Regions from separate parts of the Homo sapiens genome. Here region 2 is linked to region 1. Evidence: chromatin contacts called from ENCODE Hi-C or POLR2A ChIA-PET data. All regions are on one chromosome and are shown on one strand. The core of a region is the stretch at or near the end of the contact, and the rest is flanking DNA. Distances in the headings are between cores, read along the strand shown.

Region 1 (2,715 bases), core at 80-2,579:
TGTTTTAAAAAACATGTGATCACCCAGGCACTGTGGCTCACACCTGTAATCCCAGCACTTTGGGAGGCCAAGGTAGGTGGATCACGAGGTCAGGAGATCGAGACCACCCTGGCCAACATGGTGAAACCCCATCTCTACTAAAAAATTAACTGGACGTGGTAGTGCACGCCTGTAGTCCCCACTATTCAGGAGGCTGAGGCAGGAGAATTGCCTGAACCCGGGAGGTGGAGGTTGCAGTGAGCAGAGATTGCGCCACCGTACTCCAGCCTGGGCAACAGAGTGAGACTACATCTCAGAAAAAAAAACAAAAAACAAAAAACAGTATGCTCTCCTCCAGTTCAGTCAACTAAAAGCAGTTGAACTCCCACAATGTAAACAGCAATGTGTATGTAGTGCTGTGGGTAACCCGGGATGTTAAATGGCCCTTCCCTCCTCTCCCCCGACCACACAGAACATATGTCCTTGTTGGGAAGATATAACACATGTAAGTGGAAATACACCATGAACCCCAAGAGTGTTTAAAAGCAGTATGCAATGAGATCCAGAAAGTCTTAGATGCAGCGTTAAGGACTCTTTCACCCAATTTCACCATTTTACAGGAAGAAAGTTGAGACCCAGAGAGAGGAAGGGGCTTGCCCCAGGTCACACAGAGCATTGCTTTCCAAATGAGTAGAAGAGACAGTAAACAAGGAAGCACAAAGATTCCTAGCCTTGAAGACCTAGGCTTTGCTCCTAGGCTTGCTGGTCTGTAAAATGGCCAGATGATTTAAATGATTTAGAAAGTCCCTTCCAATTCTGGAATGTTCTGGGCTCTGTCAGTGCCGTGTTTTGGAAGAGGGGCAAAATCAGAGAATATGGTCTTCTAAGGTAAATTGGTGTATCTTAGGCTTGGGTGTTATCAAGTGCCTAGGACAGTGCACAGTGCCTGGCATAATACAGTCACTCAATAAATGTTTGTTAAATGAATGAGTGAATATTTTTCGAAGATAGGAGTTGCTCTGATTCATAAACATTCCTTCTGTGAATTCACTGGAGGGAGATGGAATGAACAAGGGGATGCTGAGCAGAGGAGTGACACTAACAAAGATGTTTCCACACAAGGCAGAGGCACCGTCTCGGACTGCCTGGGCTTCGAAGATGGGTAGGGAGACCCAGGCCGGCGTGAAGCTTCAGATTAAGGAGGAGAGGGTAAGAGGGTGCCCAAGGGGCCACACCCTCTTGGGTTTATTCACCAGGAGCCAGTGTTAGGCTGGGCCAGGAGTGTCCACACCCTCATTACTTGTGAGCTTAGGGAGAGCAAAAGGCTTATGTGCAGAGATGACTCAGGCCCACAAAAAAAAAACAAGAAAATCTTGATTAAAGGCCAATATGGCAGCTCACAGCTCCTTTGTGGGCACTGTGTGCACAGTCAGCCTTCTAAGCATAGTTTGCCGAGTGGAGATGAAAAATTGGGATCATGGGGATCCTGGGGAGGGTGCGCCTGGGGAGGGTGTGCAAGGCACAGTCCTAAGATGTGGTCCTACTCTTTGTCCTCGGGGCCTGCCTGGGACACCTGGGATAGCTCTCCTGATCATGTATCTTCAATGTTTTACGTAAGGGCGGGTGACCATTTCCCTCCAGATGGAACATGAAGGAACATGCTCAGGTGGTTCAGGGATTATTGAGGACTTGAGAGGGGAAAAGAAGGAGGTTTGAAAGGAATGATTGCCCTTTAGCTAAGTAGCCGGGAGGTCAACAGAGCACAGCTGCTCACTCAGCAGGGGCAGTGTGACTGGAAGCAGAGGCAGGGAGCCAAGATGGGTTCTGTTAATGAGGTGAGAGGAGAAGGTGCTGGCCACACCTTCCTGTCCCCTGCCTGTGCTCATGCTCCCCGACTCAGGACAAATATATGGGGCTGGCTGTGATCAAAATTTAGCACAATTCAAGAAACCAACTGAGGCAGTTAACTGACTGTGGAAAACAGCAATCAGGGCTCCAAGGGCAAAGGTAGAACTCACCATGATGTCAGCACAGTTACCTACAGCACAGTCCATTGATGGGGGCCTTGGGAAACATCCTCCTTCCCTTTGGCATTTCAAAGCAGCTGGTTCCAGTAATATTGAGAGATTTAGGATCTCTAAGCCATTTACAGATGGATAAACATGCACCTGTGGACATGTGCAGCCAGACCAAAGAGTGAAGAAGGTTGAGGTTTTGGAATAAGATAGGCCAGGTTTTGAATCTCAGTTCAACTTTTTTACCAGCTGTGTGACCTTGAGAAACTTATTTATTGGGTCAATTTCCTCATTTGTTTAAAAATGAAAAAATTTTACAGTGTTATGAGAACTAGAAATTGTGTGTGTGTGTGTGTGTGTGTGTGTGTGTGTGTGAAATGCATGATTCTCAGCAGGCATTCAATGTTGTCATCGTCATCATTATTATTAGTGACTAACACACAAATTTGTGTCTTTGAGCAGATTTGGGTTGTTGAGCATTTGTATTCTGACTTACCAATTTCTCATAATATGAATTCCATTTGCATGCTTGGGAAATAAAAATATCCTCCTCAAGAAACTCTTATTGTGGACACTCGAGGGTCTGAGCACCATGTTAAATGTATGGCCTCCTCCCCACCCCCATATTTGCCCACCTTCTAATTTTGGAATATAGTAAGTGTTTTGTTTCACAATATATCATAAAATGACCAACTTGTTGTTACGAAGTTCTACATGTTAA
Region 2 (2,715 bases), core at 129-2,628, 540 kb before region 1:
TGCTTTGGCCAGGTACGGTGGCTCATGCCTGTAATCCTAACACTTTGGGAGGCTGAGGCAGGAGGGTCGCTTGAGCCCAGGAGTTTGAGACCAGCCTGGGCAACATGGTCAGATCCCATTTCTACAAAAAATACAAAAATTAGCTGGGCATGGTGGCATGTGCCTGTGGTCCCAGCTACTTGGGAGGCTGGGGTGGGAGGATCACTTGAGTCTGGGAGGTTGAGTCTGTAGTGAGCCATGATCAAGCCACTGCACTCCAGCCTGGGCGACAGAGCAAGACCCTGTCTCAAAAATAAAAAAATAATAATAAAAATAAGGGCCGGGCTCAGTGGCTCATGCCTGTAATCCCAGCACTTTGGGAGGCCAAGATAGAAGGATCACAATGTCAGGAGTTCAAGACCAGCCTGGCCAAGAGACCAGCCTGGTCAATATGGTGAAACCCCATCTCTACTAAAAATACAAGAATTAGCCAGGTGTGGTGGCGGGTGCCTGTAATCCCAGCTACTCGGGAGGCTGAGGCAGGAGAATTGCTTGAATCCAGGAAGCAGAGGTTGCAGTGAGCTGAGATTGCACCATTGCACTCCAGCCTGGGTGACAGAGAAAGACTCTGACTCAAAATAAATAAATAAATAAAATAAAAAACCTTTGCTTCAGTGTCCCATATATAGTATTGAATAACAGTTGCCATTATTGTTGTGGTTGTTGTTGTTATTAAAAGTACCGTGGAATTATTTTCAAAGCAATGATAAGCAATTTATTGGAGTGATTACAAATGTTTTCAATACCTTGCCTACATTATTTTATTCAATATATGAATTTAAACACTTCACATCATCCTTGTAGAGGACTAAAGCTATTTGTCTCTATATTAAATGACATGTTTCAAGCTGGTTATTTTCCTTGACAGACTTAAAAAAAATCTGAACTCCTACAAGCTTTCAGTACAAGGATAAGGAATTAATACAATACAGCAGAGCTGTTAATAATAAAAAAAAAGCATTCAGCACTCCCACTGGCCTTCCTGTCTTACCCATGTAGACTGTTTCCCCATAGAATATGTTGAGGGGAGGACAGCCATCAGGTTAGGGGGGCACCACATGCTGTTGGAAGGCATGCCCAGGATGTGCCATTCACTGGCTCCCAGGTCCCCCTGGTATTCTATCAGAACTCTTTAACTCTCCTAAATAGAGCATTCCTTCTATTCCACCTGCTCAGGAGGATGGGGGAGTGGAGAGGAAGTGGAATGGAGGTCACATAATCAGGCTTTAAGGTGCTACCACAAAGCACACTTGGAGCTTAGTGAGAAAGTCAGTCTCTAAGATAGAACACCCATGTAAAGGGACTTGCCCAATAAATGTCAGTGTGCTTTCTGAAAATGAAACTACTAAGAGGTAAAACATCTGAAGAAGGAACTACTCTGGCCGGGCGCAGTGGCTCACGCCTGTGATCCCAGCACTTTGGGAAGCTGAAGCGGGCGGATCACCTGAGGTCAGGATTGTTCAAGACCAGCCTGGCCAACATGGTGAAACCCTGTCTCTACCAAAAATACAAAATTTAGCTGGGTGTGGTGGCATGCACCTGTAATCCCAACTACTTGAGAGGCTGAGACAGGAGAATCGCTTGAACCTGGGAGGCGGAGGTTGCAGTTAGTTGAGATGGCGCCACTGCACTCCAGCCTGGGCAACAAGAGCGAAACTCTGTCTCAAAAAAAAAAAGGAACCACTCTGAAAAAGATGACTCATAAATATGAGTGGAAGACAAGGAAATAAGTATGTACTAAGCAGGCACAAAGAAATATCCTTGACAATAAAGAAAAAAAAAAACTACGGGAGTGGAGACACTGTGTGACCCTCACAAGTATTCTGATCACTAAAGAGCCACATTCTTACTTGAGCACTTTTTAGAGCCTGATTAAATACCCTTAGACCATATAATTCTTTCTTTCCTAAATCTTCCAATTACTAGTTCCATTTCCCAGGGACCCTAATACTGTAAAAGTGACACCCTGTGCAAAGGTACTCTTATACTCCAAATGTTTATATATCTCTCTCACTATAAATCATACAATCAACTACTAGTTAGGTGTATTTATCAATCCTGAGTCAGGTCTAAGACAATCAGGAGGATGTTCAGAGATTGGCAGTCAGAGCAAAGGGCACACTGATGCTCTGAAAGGATATTTCGCACGCGGCCTGGTGAAAATGCGATGAGTTACTCCTGCCCCACCACATGCAAGCACCAAAACTCAAGTAATCATCTTCCCTTCTGAATTTGCTCTTCCTCTCTAGTCTCTATGCATGTTTGTAACACCCACCTTTCCCCTAGACCAACCCCTGGATACTTTTCATTTGTCTATGATTCCTCCTCATTCTCCCTCAAACCATGGAGCTGTTGGAGCTCAGAAAAATGATAGCTTGAAAGATGGCACCCTGATATGCTGAACTAAAGAATGGGCCTCAAGGTCTCTCTGACCTCTCCTCCTCCAAACCCCTATCTTTTCAGTCCTCCGTCTCTCTCAAAAGCACAGGATGTTCTCTGAAGTTTCCTTAACTACTGGACCCCAAAAGAGAAACAGAATTGCCTTAGTTCTCCTCTCTGAAATCTCATTATTTGTCACAGAAAAGACTGAGAAATGCAATCACATCTGGACGGGTTTTTTCACAAGATAATGTCTGCCTCTCACTCAAATTCCAAAACAATCATTTACAAAATAAT

Evidence for each region. A loop is a pair of places that touch in the nucleus more often than their neighbours do. ChIA-PET counts read pairs that join two places held with the same protein, here RNA polymerase II (POLR2A). Pooled maps may share reads with other maps.
Region 2: a loop to region 1 is called in a pooled map, with 3 times the contacts of the local background. The contact joins two enhancer-like sites. A Hi-C loop is called at or near these places in 2 of 37 single-sample maps with no recorded cell type and 2 of 50 pooled maps. POLR2A ChIA-PET finds 5 or more read pairs at or near these places in 5 of 52 experiments (A549, A673, GM12878 and 2 more).

What each region holds. Positions count from the first base shown.
Region 1 is chr6:42,238,490-42,241,204 of GRCh38, reverse strand. All of the region lies in intron 15 of TRERF1 (transcriptional regulating factor 1), which reads left to right. Among named protein-coding and RNA genes, the nearest start is that of MRPS10, 22 kb to the right of the region's middle. Within about 2 kb of position 1,329, at least 3 of the 41 ENCODE cell types and tissues checked have a DNase peak (open chromatin) inside an H3K27ac peak, as active enhancers do.
Region 2 is chr6:42,773,939-42,776,653 of GRCh38, reverse strand. It overlaps a transcript of BICRAL not described here. Among named protein-coding and RNA genes, the nearest start is that of BICRAL, 6.8 kb to the left of the region's middle. Within about 2 kb of position 1,378, at least 15 of the 41 ENCODE cell types and tissues checked have a DNase peak (open chromatin) inside an H3K27ac peak, as active enhancers do.